2 separate regions of the Homo sapiens genome follow, and region 1 is linked to region 2. Evidence: chromatin loops called from intact Hi-C (ENCODE). Cell type or tissue: ovary. All regions are shown on one strand.

Region 1 (8,000 bases), 350 kb before region 2:
AGTTTTTAATTTTGATGAAGTCCAATTTACCAATTTTTCCTCTTCCAGATTGTGTTTTTGGTGTCAAGGCTGAGAACAGTTTGCCAGCCCCGATCCTAAAGATTTTCTCCTGTTTTTTGTTTTTTCTATAAGTTTTGTAGTCTTACATTTCACATTTATGCCATGATCCATTTTGAGTTCGTTTTTACGTAAAGTGTGAGACTTGCAGACAATGAGAGCTCTACTCCTGCCAAACACAGCAGGAGCAAGCTTTGCCTCACTCCTATCCCCACAAGCAAAGGCTGCATGGGAAGGCTAGACTTCTATCCTTGCAAGGCTGGGACTTCTTGAGCACCTACCACATGCTAGGTCCTGAACTTATGATGATGGAGTGAAAGCTCTCCAGGTATTTCGAATCTATGTCAAATGACTGCTATTAAGGTATTTTAGTGTGGACATACAGATGAAAGAGAAAGGAGATAGATACTGGTCTGCCAGACTCAATTAAAATCTATCCCTTTCTAGCTGCATGATATTGGGCAAATTGCCCCACTACTCTGAGCCTCTGTTTCTTCATTTATAATAAGATAGTTTTGAGGATTAAATTAGATAAAATATGTGAAATGACTGGTGCATAAGGTGTTCAATAAATAATGTCATTCTTCTCCAAACTGATCCATTGCGGCTGCTGGAAAACCTAGCAATGGACCGTTGTCAGAAAATAGAAAAAGGCCAATTGTATACAGACAATTCTGAATTTTCTAAGGGCTAATTATCTGCTTTATAGATAAACTAGAAACCTTATGTTCCTGCTTCGTAGCTTGGTGGCCAGTGGCTTGCACAGCTACTGGGTACTATTAAATAAAGTAGATAAATGAAAATTTCATTCTGATTCAGTTGAACTTTCTGGAAAATTGAAGGACTTAAGAATAGAAACTGACATGGATGGGAACCAATATTGTTAAAATCTGAATTTAGGTTTATCAACTATCATTCAGTTGTAGAAAGATATAACGTATTCGTAAAATTAAATTCTGCTGCAAAATATGTAAGGAAATTCAACTTATTGTATCTGAAGGAAAAAACTTAGATTGTAGTCAATATATCTTAATTTAGTTATTGACACTATGTACACCATTCATGTTAAGTTTTCTGATTTTTAAACAAGCCCAAGTTTATTAATTATTTTTGAGATCCTTCACTGAGTAGTATAACAATTCAGTTGTCACCTTTACTTTTATTCTCTTGACTCTTGCCATTTTGTTTTTCACCTTTTTTTAACTAAACATCTCCTTTTTCCCTTAGAGAAAAACTATAAAATGCCACCTCCTCCCTTTTAATTAAAAAAAATAATAATTCTACCAGCAACATCTCCAGACCTGTGTCTCGGAATAATCACATCATGTTGGATCTATCACAAATATTTTATTTTTACACAATGATTTTAAGCTAAATAAACACCAAGTCATTTCTGAAATGGTCATAGAAAACACAGAAGAGCAATGTAGGGCTTAGGTGGAAAGTGGGGAAGAGAGTTAAGGCTCATATGTATATGCAAGTCAGGTCATTCATAGCAGCATCCAGTTGAAACATAGCAACCTCCTCCGTAACCGTTCATCCCCCAAACACTTGATTCTCAAAGCAAACTCAGACTCCTCCATTTCTTAGCCTCCAGAATTGGATTTGTCCCTCATCAGTTTACTGTCTTACTGCCTCATTTAGTCAAAGCATATTTTGAAAATAAATAGGTAATTCATATAAAGAAAGTCAATTGGCTGTGCACGGTGGCTTACGCCTGTAATCCCAGCACTTTGGGAAGCCAAGGCAGGCGGATCGCGAGGTCAGGAGATCGAGACCACCCTGGCTAACACGGTGAAACACCGTCTCTACTAAAAATACAGAAAAATTAGCCGGGCATGGTGGCGGGCGCCTGTAGTCCCAGCTACTCGGGAGGCTGAGGAAGGAGAATGGCGTGAGCCCAGGAGGCAGAGCCTGCAGTGAGCCGAGATCGCGCCACTGCACTCCAGCCTGGGCGACAGAGCGAGACTCCATCTCCAAAAAAAAAAAAAAAGAAAAGAAAGTAAATTACTAAATTACTGCTTATTGGTATGTACATTTTAAAGTCGTTTATAATGCTTATCCTGTTGAAATTAAAAATCTTTTTGACTAGAAAAAGCCTGTGTTGATACTAAATATAAAACCTGGTTAAACCTAAGTTTGGGGAATTCAGTACTTTAATTGATGTTGGTATTTGATACCCCACTAGAGGCACTGCTCCTTGGGGTTATCCGCCGACATGATTCCCGTCACATCAGACTATCAGGGCAGGGGAAAAACAAAAGAAAAAATATTTTCATAGGACTGACATTATACTAAATTTTTATCAACTATTAATCAATATAAGAATTGATCTAATAATATATATTGAGAGTATAATTCTATTGTCTGGCTGACTTAATCACTTTCATATGGTAAGATTGATTGACTTTTGGATATTTGGCGTGTATTTTTTCTTTAATTTTTTCCATTGCTGGCCACACCCACTAAACTAAATTATAACTCTTTGCTTCCATATTTTCATCATATTAAATGCTTGCACTCTTTTTTTCTTCCATTTTTACTATCCCAGTGTCCTGTTTCCCAGAGGAACAGTTCATTTCAACAGCCAGGGAGAAAGCCTGGATGCTCAAGGTAAGGTTTATATAAATTACGTTGCATGACTCCTTGCTTAAAAATTAATTTAAAGTGAGTAGTAATATTGTCATTGTAACAAATTTATTTTCAAAATTCCAGTACACAATTAAAGCCGATATTTGAGTAAATATGCTCTTTTAAAACACTATTTTTCAAATCAAATTCCATTTCCCAAGTGTACGAAGGGCTAATTAATTGCTATTAGTAATTCCTCCAAAAATGGTCAAGCCAATTAATTAAAGTTTAATTTTGAAAAATCTTATGATAGGTGGGGAGGGTAGAATATCAAGATATGGTCAAAATGAACTCATGACATCGCTATTTATAAATAAATGATTTTTATTTGATATTGTTAAGAATCAAGAAAGCCACTCTGTTGGCTTTGAGAGGCAGAAAGAGAGACAGAGTGAGAGCGTGCGAGCGTGCGAGCATGTCTGTGACAGAGATGACGAACCTGGAAAGCCTCATTTTTTTCTGTCTGGGATTTGTCTTTGAGATGCAATCATTTTGACCTTCAGTTATTTCGAACTATTACTCTAAGTCTCTGTAAGTAATGTCTTCAAGAGTCACCTCCAGGAGCCCTTAGAACAAAGGAACAATTAACTGAAATTCCACCAGATGGCAATGTTTGGAAAGCCATTCAGAGAGGTCCCAAGCTACAAGCTATTATTGTTCACACAGAATAGTCTCACAAAGTGTGGTGTAACATCCTATATTTCATCAAAGGTACTCTAAACATCTTTTATTTTACTCCTATTTCTCCACAGCATCAAACATTTTTACTTAAAAAAAAAGTGTGTGGGGACGTATGTGTTTTCTTCTTTCAAAAAAAAATTCTGGAATGATAAAATTAGAAACCTCATTCTTGAATAGTAATTCTCTAAACAGTAATGGTGACTATTAAAAGCTCAAATCATGAATAATATACCATATTTGTTTTGGGGCCTCATTGTAATAAATGCTATGACTGGTGGTCACTTTTTAAATATTTGAGAAGAGAAACTGAAATTCTTCCACTTAATAGCATTTTAAGAAGTTGTCTTGATATTAAAATTTGCAGGTATAAAATTCACTGTATTGACTTGGAACAATTAGTTTATTTAGTGTGGAAGAATAGATGTTTTCTCCTGTTGCTCTAGTGAAAGTGGAAATATGGAGCACTTTTGTAGGCTGAGGTGAGCACATTACCAGAGGTTAGGAGTTAAAGACCACTCTGGCCAACATGGCAAAACCCTGTCTCTACTAAAAATATAAAAACTAGCTGGGCATTGTGGTGCATACCTGTAATACCAGCTACTCGGGTGGCTGAGGCACAAGAATCACTTGAACCCAGGAGGCAGAGGTTGCAGTGAGCCAAGATCGTGCCACTGCACTCCAGCTTGGGTGACAGAGCAAGACTCCATCTAAAACAAGCAAACAAAGTGGAGATATGGTACCCTGCATGATGTTCCAACAGCTGGAATATTCAGGGGCCAGAGCAGGCTCTAGGACAGAGTTGGGACAGGGCTCAGTGGAAAGGTACCTGAGGGCATTAGAAATAGGAAGAACCAGGAAGAGAAACCACCTAAGCTTTCTGTGTCTATAGCTGCGGATCATAAGTGCCCTTTGAAAACTGATCTTGTACTGCTAGCCCTTATAGTAGGTGGTCCATATGTCGGGTCTGTATGAGGCAATCCTGGTTCAAGTCTGTGTTCCTGGAAAATAGTCTAGTTAGCACTGCCTTTCACCCTCAAAACGTTTCATTTTGGATGATAAATTATATGATCATCCTATCTTCCAGGCTGGTGAAGAAAAAGTAACAGGAAAAGGTGGCCCACTATCTAAATAGGGTGTTGCTTTCTAAATCTCCTTATATATGGGGGTATGGGACAAATGTGTTTTTAAAGAGCCAAATTGTAAATATTTTTTGCCTTGCTGGTCATACAAGTCTCAGTCTAAACTGTTCAACTCATTGTAGTGTGAAAACAGACAAAGATAACACATAAAGAGATGGCCTTGGCTGTGTTCAGTAAAGCTATTTACAAAAACAGGCAATGGACTATACTTGGCCTGCAGGCCATCATTTGCGCATCCATGATAGATAACAGAGATGGGTTAAGTTGGTAGGAGATGGCAGAGAACCAAAGAGAGAACCATCATTAGTCCCTCTCCCTTCTCTCTATATCCCTTCTGGGTTGCACCCTCCTTTATTTAACCCTTTCAGGAACTAGTACAGTTGACCCTTGAACAACATGGGTTTGAACTGCACGGGCTTACTTATAAGTGATTTTTTTTTTTCAATAAATGCAGTCAAACTTCCATATCCGTGGATTCCAGATCCGCAACCAAAAGTAAACTGAAAATACAGTATTCATCGGTATATGAAGCCAAAGGCAGCCAGCTTTTCATATTGCTGGATTCAGTGGGCCAACTGGGGGACTTGAGCATGAATGGATTCTTGTGGGGGAAGGAAGGTTCTGAAACCAATCCCCTAGGGAAAGCTGTATTGATCATTTCCTTGAATGAGTAATCCTATCTGCTATTAAGTGGTTCCTGAGATTCCTTTACTGGGTGTCACTTCTTGTTTCTCATCCAAATCTGTTCCTGCACCACACACAACATGCTTGTACTTTATACCTCATGATGTATAAGACTCAGGTGACACCTGAGTCTTAGTGTTAAATACTGAAGCAATAGCTCATTAGTAGGCAATTTAATTTTATGCTTTGATCCTCACTAAATAGTTATCTTTGGGAAATATAATCAGTCACGTTAAGGAAAAGTTCATGTCGACTATACCAAATTTTTTATTATATTAATGAAAAGTAACATAATACACTTAAAGAAAACCTAGAGGAGAAAATCACCCATAACAACACCATCCTAAAATAACTATTTTTCCATTTTTGCATATTTGGTCTTCTCACGGGCATTCCTAATTTTCCACAGTGCATATCATAATGAGTGTGAACTTTGTATTTTACCTACTGTGAGTCACAGCATCTTTTACTTTCATGGGTCATCAGAACTATTATTGGAATTGCAGTATAATGTTATATCAACATGCCATAGTATGTGCTTTAATTCTTACTATCTTCCCATTTTCACTATAAAAAATGCTATGCTAAATTTTTATACAGATCTTGTTGTTGGTTTGGTTTCGTTTGGTTTGTGTCTATTCATCTATTTTCTAAGGTCACAATCCCAGAAGTGGGATTATCTGTCAAGGACAGACCATTTTTATGACTTTTAATCTAGTTTACTATATTTTTCCCAGAGATTTGGAATAATTTACAAACATTTATAGTTTTAGGGTACTAGTTTCACCATAACATTTTCAGAAAGCATTTAATTTATTCAATAGTATTTACTGAATGATTACTAACTGTAAAGCACTGTGCTGAGTGTTTTGGGGTGTGTGTGTGTGTGCATGCACGTGTGTGTGTGTACATATATATATATGAATGATGTGCTCATTCTACATTTATTTTGTGCCTACTATCAGCTAGGTATTGTAGTTTTTCAATAGTGAGCAAGAGATAGCTTCTATCTCAGAGCATTTGACTTTACTGGGGAACTAAGATATATGTAAACGACTTTAGTAAGAAAATAAGATGCACCATAGGAGAAATACAGTTACAGTATAATGGGAGTTTGGGGAGGGGGAGGTAGAGATGACATCTGAGCTGAGCCATGAAGGTGAGTTGGTGTGGAATACTCAGGGATGGTGAGATTAGCTATTCATTCCATAAACATGTATTGATCACCAACTCTGTGCCAAGTTTTATGGTAAAAGCTAGGGATATAGAGGTGACCAAGGCAGAGCTCTTAAAGCATACTATCTAATAGTGTAAAGAATATTTTTTAAAAAATCATTATAAGGGTGATAAGCAGGCTAGCTTGCCTGGCAGAAGATACACAAGGTTAGGGATGAATGCGAGTTTCCCCTGGAATGAAACTTTTCCATGGCTTCTCTTTTGTAAGGCACAGCCTTCATCATCAGTTATTGTGTCAGAATCTGTGGGAACATCTGCTTCTGGAAGCTTGAAGTTTCTTGTAATTGCACTTGTACTGACCAACATTCCAATTAAAGTTGGCCTGCATTGACAGTCCCCTAAATGAGTACATTTACTGAGAATGCACGGAGGATAGGCCTGGGATCGGTGAGACCTACAACTTGGCCCTCACCAGATGATGATGGAAGTAAATCACTAAAAATTGTGGGTTTCATTTGTGTTTTGTCTTTAAAACAGCTGGAAGGAACCTCACTGATAATCTAATCCAACATCTCATTTTACAGATGAACATTCTTGAGTGAGGAGAGTTTGAGTGACTTTTCTAGGGTTAGACAGTGGCATTACCACAGCACCAGAACCTTCACTTCTGATTCTTCTTGTTCTATGGTCACTGCTTTAATTAGCCCTGCCTCATCTAAACCATAGAGGTAGTAAGAATTAGGACTAGATTAACCTAAGCATCCCTTGTATAATAAAAGCAATAAGATAAATTTTACCCATCTCACACCACAGTAACAATTTTTTAATTTACAATTTTTAATTAAAATTTTAATTTAGACCATGGTAGGTCACGCCTGTAATCCCAACACTTTTGGAGGCTGACACTGGAGGATCACTTGAGGCCAGGGGTTCAAGACCAGCCTGGGCAATATAGCAAGACCTCATCTCTCTACAAAAAAAATAAATAAATAAAAATTAAAAACAATTAGCCAGTGTGGTGGCCCATGTCTGTAGTTGCAGCTATTCAGGAGGCTGAAGCAGGCAGATCCCTTGAATCCAAGAGTTCAAGGCTACAGTGAGCCGTGATTGTACCACTGCATACCAGCTTGTGAGCTGGACAAATAGCTTGACCTCACTAAGCTCCACTCTCATCTTCAAAGTAGAGATGTAATACATCTTGTTTGTTGTGAGAATAATTAGAGGTAACATAATTGTTGGGTGCATCATGGACACTCAGAAAATATTGAAATATTGATTTTCTTTCCCCTTCCCTCCTAGAGCTACAGGTTCTTCATGGGATTCCTTTTGTTTATTCATCAAGTTGCCTTATAAGACTTCTGAGAATTAAATGATGGAATAAGGGTACATTTATAAACTGTGGTGCAGAGATTAACGTTCTCATTTCTGAGTTTTACTTAACTAGGCTTAAGTAGAGGTTTAGAGATTTTCTTTATGGTTCCTTTTCCTCCTTTTCTTCAGTAGCTTATCTTACATGTTCTATGGATGTGTTGGTAAGACTTAAGAATTCACTTGTTTTCTCTGTGTTTTACCTTAAAATAATGTGTCAAATAAATATAGAGAGGTAGATGGTTAGATAAAGAAAATATGGCT
Region 2 (8,000 bases):
TTAGAGAACCAAAAGCCAATTAATCTCTTTTCTTTATAAATTACCCAGTCTCAGGTATTTATTTATAGCAATGTGAGAATGGACTAATACTGAAAATTGGTACTGAGGAGTGGGGCATTGCTATAAAGATACCTGAAAATGTGGAAGCAGCTTTGGAACTGGGTAATGGGAAGAGGTTGGAAGAGATTAGAGGGCTCAGAAGAAGACAGGAAGATGAGGGAAAGTTTGGAAATTTCTAGAGGCTTGTTGAAGTCTTCCTAGAGACTTGTTGACCAAAAGGCCGACAGTGATATGAATAGTGAAGTCCAGGCTGAGGAGGTCTCAGATGAAGATGAGAAACTTATTGGGAAATGGAGTAAAGATCACTTTTGCTATGCTTTAGCAAAGAGCCTGGCTGCATAGTGCCCTGCTCTAGGGATCTGTGAAATTTTGAACTTGAGAATGATGATTTGGGGTATCTGGTGGAAGAGATGTCTAAGCAGCAAAGCATTCATGATGTGGCCTGGCTGCTTCTAACAACCTATGCTCATATGCACGAGCAAATAAATTAGCTGAAAGTGGAACTTACATTTAAAAGGGAAGCAGAGGGTAGAAGTTTGGAAAATTTGTAGCCTGGCAATGTTGTAGAAAAGAAAAGCCCATTTTCATGGGAGGAATTCAAGCAGGCTGCAGAAATTTGCATAAGTATAAAGGAGCCAAGTGCTAATAGCCAAGACAATGGGGAAAAGGCCTGGAAGGCATTTCAGAGACCTTTGTGGTAGCCCCTCCCATCATGGGCCTGGAGGCCTAGGAGGATAGAATGGTTTCCTGGGCCAGGACCAGGGCCCTGCTGCCCTACACAGCGTTGGGACACTGTTCCCTGCATCCCAGCCACTCCAACTCCAGCCACGTCATATAGGGGCCCAGATACAGCTTGGGCCACTGCTCCAGAGAGTGCAAGCCATAAGACTTGGCAGCTTCCACATGGTGTTAAGCCTGTGGGAATGCAGAGTGCAAGAGTTGAGATTTTGGAGCCTCCACCTAGACTTCAGAGGATGTATGGAAAAGCCTGGAGGTCCAGGCAGAGGCTTGTTGCAGGGGTGGATCCCTCATGGAGAACCTGTACTAGGGCAGTGCAAAGGGGAAATGTGGGATTGGAGCCCCCATACAGACTCCCACTGGGGCACTGCTTAGTGGGGGAATGGCAGATCCACCAGCAGCTTGCACCCTGCACTTGGAAAAGCCACAGGCACTCAGTGTCAATCCTTGAGAACAGCTATAGGGGCTGAATCCTGCAAAGCCACAGGGTGGAGCTGTCCAAGGCCTTAGGAGTCTACCCATTGCATCAGCATGCCCTGGGTGTGGGACATGGATTCAACAGAGATTATTTTGGCACTTTAAGATTTAATGATTGCTCTGCTGGATTTGGGGCTTGCACAGCACCTGTAGCCCCTTTCTTTTGGTGGGCTTCTCCCTTTTGGAATAGGAGTATTTACCCTATGCCTATACCTTCATTGTATCTTGGTTGTAACTAGTTATTTTACAGGCTTATAGGTGAAACGGTCTAACCTTGTCTCAAATGAGACTTTGGACTTTTGAGTTAATGCTGGAATGAGTTAAGACTTTGGGGACTGTTGGGAAGACATGGTTGTATTTTGCAGTGTGAGATGGACATGAGATTTGGGAGGGGCCAGGAGCAGAATGATAGAGTTTTGTTCTGTGTCCCTGCCCAAATCTTATGTCAAATTGTGTTCCCCAATATTGGAGGTGGGGCCTGGTGGGAGGTGATTGATTGGATCATGGGGGTGAGTTCTCACGAATGATTTAACACCATCCCCCTTGGTGCTTTTCTTGTGATAGAGTTCTCAAGGGATCTGGTTATTTAAAAGTGTGTAGCACCTCCCCACCTCTCTCTTGCACCTGCTCCAGCCATGTAAGAGGTACCTGCTTCCCCTTCATCTTACACCATGATTGTAAGTTTCCTGAGGCCTCCCCAGAAGCCAAACAGATGCTACCATCATGCTTCCTGTACAGAAATAAATTTCTGTTGTTTAAACCACTCAGCTTATGGTATTTTTGTTATAGGACCCCAAACTCACTAAGACAACGTTATATTTTACAATCTTGCTATACTCCCTTATTATTATTAGGAAGTTTTTTATAGATTCAGTGGGATTTTTTAGGTAGATGTTCAAGTTACCTGCAAATTGGGAGCACTTATTTTTAAAATAAATAGCCTGCATAACTTTCTTTTTTAATTTTTAAAATTAGAGACAGGGTCTCGTTTTGTCACCCAGGCTGCAGTACTATGGCGTGATCATGGCTTACTGCAGCCTCAACCTCCTGGGCTCAAGTGATCCTCCCACCTCAGCTTCCTGAGTAACTGGCACTACAGGTGTTGCTACCACATCTGGCTTTTTAAAAATTTTTGTAGAAATGAGGTCTTGCTATGTTGCCAGGCTGGTCTCAAATTCCTGGCCTTAAGTGATCCTCCTGTCTTGACATCCCAAAGTGCTGGGATTATAGGTGTGAACCACCATGCCAAGCTGTGCATAATTTTCATATCTTGCCTTATTGTACTGGTTAGGACTTCAATTACAATGTTGAATAGGAGTGCAGAGTAGACATCCCTTTTTTTGTTCTCAGTCTTAAGGAGAAAAACATTCGGCCTTTCATAATTAAGTGTTATATTAACTCTAGATTTTTAGTAGATAACCTTTACAAGTTTGAAGAAGCCTCCTTCTATTCTTTTCATAAATGGATGTGAATTTTGTCAAATACTTTTCCTGCATCAATTGATATGACCATGTGGTTTTTCCTGTTGAGACTATTAATATGGTAAATTAGCTTCACTGATTTTTGAGTACTGAGTCAACCTTACAGTTCTGGGATAAACCCTCTTGGTCATGATGTTTTATCCTTTCTATACATTGCTGAATTAAATTTGCTAGTATTTTGTTGAGGAGTTTTGTGCCTACGTCTGTGAAGGATATTGGATTGTAGTTTTCTTGTACTGTCCTTTTTTTGTTTGTCGGTCTTTTACTGTCTGTGTCATTTAGATTCAGTAATTTCTATTGATTTATCACTATTTCCTCTGTCATCTCCGTTTCCCTATTGAACCCATCAGGTGAATATTTTATTTTGATTGTTGTATTTTTCACTTCAAAAATTTCCATTCATTTCCTCTCTATATCTTCCATTTCTTTCCTGATATATATCCTTCCATTCATTCACCCTTACTTTCAAAGCATGGTTATAAAACTTGCCTTAAAGTTTTTTCTGTGAACCCTAATGTCTGTATCATCTAGGTGTTGGCATCACTTGATTTTTTTTTCTCTTGCAAGTGGAGATATTCCTGGTTCTTTCTGTGCCTAGTAATTTTGCATTGTATCCTGCACATTTTCAATATTATGCTGTCAGATCCTGGGCATTATTTAAGTCATAAGGAGAATGTTGATGTTTTTCTTTAACAGTCAACTGCCCTAGTTAGGGTCAGGTTGCAAGTTCTGATCTGCATTGTGTGGGCTGTAGTTCCAATGTCAGTTCAGGTTTCACACATTTCCAGTTCAATTTGGGTCTTTGTGTCTGCCACCCAGTGGCCAATCTGGGGCCTAAGCGGTAGTCTATCTTGTAGCTCAGTTCTCAATGCCTGTGATGTGCCAGTTAGGGTCAGCTTCACACATGCGCAGTTTAGAGGCAAGCAGACAGCGCTCATACAAAACTTTAGGGGATCTCACTTGATCTCCATCTTCTTTGCAATAACTTTATCACTTTTCTGGCTCCCTGGGGTCTGTCTTACCAGTTCTTCAGTTAGAAAGCTGGGGTTTTAGTTTCCTGGTTTAGTTCTGCTGTTTACTTCTCCCAGCTGCATTCCGCATCCTGGTCCAAGCAGCCAGAGGACACAGAGAAAATAAAAGCAATGGGGATTTGCTCCATGCTTCTGGGACCAAAGCAACTCTGTTCAGAACAAAGTGTTCATCTCCCTCTGAGCTTAAAGTGCCTTCCCACAGCCTGGGTGACAGAGTGAGGCCCTGTCTCTAAAATAAATAGATCATTAAATAAATTAATTTAATTAAATGCCTTCCAAAAGACTACTGCCATTGCAATGCTGCTGACGCCAATGCTACTGCCATACTATTCCCTGAAGACTGGGGTAGAAGAGAAGGGAAATAAAGCAAAGAATACTGTATGTGGGATTTTCCCATTCTCTCTGACCCTTAGAATCCCCCTTTCCCACTCCAAACTTTATTAGGGCAGGGATTTTTTTTTAAAGCAGCTTCAATTTGTTTCTTCCAATACTTTTCTTTTTCATTGTGGTAAAATATATGTAACATGAAAATTGATCATTTTAACCATTTTAAGTGTACAATTCCTTAGGCCAGAGACAGAACTCTTATCTTGGAACTTTCTATTCATTTTCGGTGTGCACTTCTGGGTTTCAGGCTGCCTTTGAGTATAAGCAAAGAGATGCCAAGTGGGGAATTTCGTGCGCATCTGTGTGAAGAAACCACCAAACAGACTTTGTGTGAGCAACAAGGCTGTTTCTTTCACCTGGGTGCAGGTGGGCTGAGTCCGAAAAGAGAGTCAGCGAAGGGAGATAGGGGTGGGGCCATTTTATAGGATTTGGGTAGGTAAAGGGAAATTACAGTCAAAGGGGACTTGTTCTCTGGCAGGCAGGTGTGGGGGTCACAAGGTGCTCAGTAGGGGAGCTTTTGAGCCAGGATGAGCCAGGAGAAGGAATTTCACAAGATAATGTCATCAGTTAAGGCAGGAACAGGCCATTTTCACTTCTTTTGTGGTGGAATGTCATCAGTTAAGGCAGGAACTGGCCATCTGGATGTGTACGTGCAGGTCACAGGGGATATGATGGCTTAGCTTGGGCTCAGAGGCCTGACATTCCTGTCTTCTTATATTAATACGAAAAATAAAACTAGATAGCAGTAAAATGTTGAGATGGTGAAAATTTTGGGGGGTGGTATGGAGAGATAATGGGCGATGTTTCTCAGGGCTGCTTCAAGCGGGATTAGGGGCAGCGTGGGAACCTAGAGTGGGAGAGATTAAGCCGAAGGAAGATTTTGTGGTAAGGGGTGATATTGTGAGGTTGTTAGAAGAAACATTTTCGTGTAGAATTATTGGTGATGGCCTGGATACGGTTTTGTATGAATTGAAAAACTAAACGGAATAATAGAAGGAGAAATACAGGTATTAAAGGACTAAGAATTGGGAGGACTTAGGACATCTAATTAGAGAGTGCCTAAAGAGGTTCAGCATAGCCTTGCCAGCAAAGATTATTTATTTACTTTAAGAGTTAAGAGTGGCAGTTTGGGGATAGCACCAGGAGATATCAGCTGTGATGCCTTGGAGAAACAGTGTAAACCGGCAGTGTAAACAAGAGCAGGGCATGTATGAGTAGTTGAGAACGGAGAATAAGAGTATGACTAGACAGAAAATAGTAGGGATGACAAGTTTTTTGGGGCACAGGCCAAGTTGGTCTGGTGTCTGGGATGAGACTGGGGCCTAATAAAAAGGAGCATCTATACAGGAGCTCAAATGGGCTGTACCCTGCAGCATTGTGAGGACAGGCCTGAATTCTGAGAAGGAAAAGTGGTAAAAGTATTGTCCAGTCCTTTTTAAGTTGGTGGCTGAGCTTGATGAAGTGTGTGTTTAAAAGATCTTTAGTCCATTCTACTTTTCCTGAAAACTGAGGACCATAAGGGATATAAAGGTTTCACTGAATACTAAGAGCCTGAAAAAATGCTTCGCTGATTTGACTAATAAAGGTTGGTCTGTTATCAGACTGTATAGAGGTGGGAAGGCTAAACTGAGGAATTATGTCTGACAGAAGGGAAGAAATGACTGCGGTGGCATTCTCAGACCCTGTAGGAAAGGCCTCTACCTATCCAGTGAAAGTATCTACCTAGACTAAGAGGTATTTTAGTCATCTGACTCGGGGCATGTTGAGTAAAGCCAATTTGCCAGTCCTGGGTGGGGACAAATCCTCGAGCTTGATGTGTAGGGAAGGGAGGGGGCCTGAATAATCCCTGAGAAGTAGTAGAATAGCAGATGGAACACTGAGAAGTTACTTCCTTGAGGATAGATTTCCACGATGGAAAGGAAATGAGAGGTTCTAAGAGGCGGGCTAGTGGCTTTTACTATAGCATAGCCTGCCTTTGTTGGTGTGTAGCGATTAGGCCTGGTGGAACTGCCATCAATAAACCAAGTGTGATCAGGGTGAGGAACAGGAAAGAAGGAAATATGGGGAAATGGGGTGAATGTCAGTTGGATCAGAGAGATACAGTTATGGGGGTCAGGTGTAGCATCAGGAATAATGTGGGAGGCCGGACTGAAGTCCGGGCCAGGAAAAATGGTAACTGTGGGAGACTCAACAAAGAGTGAGTACAGCTGAAGGAGCTGGGGAGCAGAAAGTATATGTGTCAGGTGTGAAGAAGAAAATAGATTTTGGAAGTTATGAGAACTGTAGAGAGTGAATTGAGCATAGTTTGTGATTTTAAGGGCCTCTAAAAGTATTAGGGCGGCGGCAGCCACCGCATGCAGAACTTGAGGGCTAGGCAAAACAGTAAGGTCAAGTTGTTTGGATAAAAAGGCTACAGGGCACGGTCTTGGTTCTTGTGTAAGAATTCTGACTGCACAGTCCTGCACTTTGGCTGTGGGTAATGAAAATGGTTGGGATGAGTCAGGGAGAGCTAGGTGGGGGCAGTCTCTAAAGCTGTCTTCAAGGAACGGAAAGAGGAGTGGGGAAAGGATTTAGGATCTATGGGGTCAGCTAGGTTTCCTTTTGTGAATTTATATAGTGGTTTTGTTAGGATGGCAAAACCAGGTATCTAAAGTTGAAAGTATCTAACCATGCCTAGGAAGGAAAGGAATTGTTGTTTTGTAGAAGGTGTTGGGGTTTGAGAGATCAGCTGGACACGATCAGCAGGGAGAGCACGTGTGTTTTTATGAGAATTATGCCGAGATAGGTAACAGATGAGGAAGAAATTTGGGCTTGACTGAAATAATGGGGGCTGTCTGTGAATTCTTGCAGGTAATTTGCTGAGCCTAATGGGTGTCAAGGTCAGTGCAAGTGAAAGTGAAGAGAGGCTGGGATGAAGGGTGCAAAGGAATAGTAAAGAAAGCATGTTTGAGATCCAGAACAGAATAATGGGTTGTGGAGGGAGGTATTGAGGATAGGAGAGTATATGGGTTTGGCACCATGGGGTGGATAGGCAAAACAATTTGGTTGATAAGGCGCAGATCCTGAACTAACCAGTAAGGCTTGTTTGGTTCTAGGACAGGTAAAATGGGGGAATTGTAAGGAGAGTTTCTAGGCTTTAAAAGGCCATGCTGTAACAGGTGAGTGATAACAGGCTTTAATCCTTTTAAAGTGTGCTGTGGGATGGGATATTGGCATTCATCGGGGTAAGGTTGATTAGGTTTTAATGGGATGGTAAGGGGTGCATGATCGGTCACCAAGGAGGGAGTAGAGGTATCATACTTGTGGGTTAAGGTGGGGAGATACAAGGGGAGGATGTGAAGGAGGTTTTGAACTGGGGGAAAAGGTGGCAATGAGGTGTGGCTGTAGTCCAGGCACAGTCAGGGAAGCAGATAATTTAGTTAAAGTGTCTCGGCCTAATAAGGGAACTGGGCAGGTGGGGATAACTAAAAAGGAGTGCTTAAAAGAGTATTGTCTAAGTTGGCACCAGAATTAGGGAGTTTTAAGAGGTTTAGAAGCCTGGCCGTCAATACCTACAACAGTTATGGAGGCAAGGGAAACAGGCCTTTGAAAAGAAGGTAATGTGGAGTGGGTTGCCTCCGTATTAAGAAGGGGATGGACTTACCCTCCACTGTGATAGTTACCCAGAGTGTCTGTGATGGTCCTGTAGGCTTCCAAGGCGATTGGGTAGTGTCAGTCTTCATCTGCTAAGCCGAGAAGATCTGGGAAGGAGTCAGTCAGAGAGCCTTAGGCCAGAGTTCCAGGGGCTCTGGAAGTGGCAGCCAGGTGAGTTGAACGTCGGATTTTC

What was found. A loop is a pair of places that touch in the nucleus more often than their neighbours do. Peaks named below come from ENCODE experiments on the same cell type or tissue, not always from the same donor. Only the 100,000 strongest peaks of a DNase experiment are listed, where the experiment ranks them.
Region 1: it touches region 2 in a loop (4-fold over the local background); 46 of 110 quality-filtered maps call a loop at or near these places.

Annotation. Positions count from the first base shown.
Region 1 is chr18:35,002,884-35,010,883 of GRCh38, forward strand. It overlaps a transcript of MAPRE2 not described here. Among named protein-coding and RNA genes, the nearest start is that of MAPRE2, 35 kb to the right of the region's middle. In ovary, a CTCF peak has its summit at 3,307 (motif pointing right); no DNase peak of the experiment used is centred here.
Region 2 is chr18:35,351,677-35,359,676 of GRCh38, forward strand. No RefSeq gene overlaps it. Among named protein-coding and RNA genes, the nearest start is that of ZNF24, 11 kb to the left of the region's middle. RefSeq lists enhancers at 3,327-3,847, 4,500-5,032 and a silencer at 3,489-3,668. In ovary, no CTCF peak of the experiment used is centred here; a DNase peak (open chromatin) is centred at 3,605; H3K4me3 peaks cover 236 bases.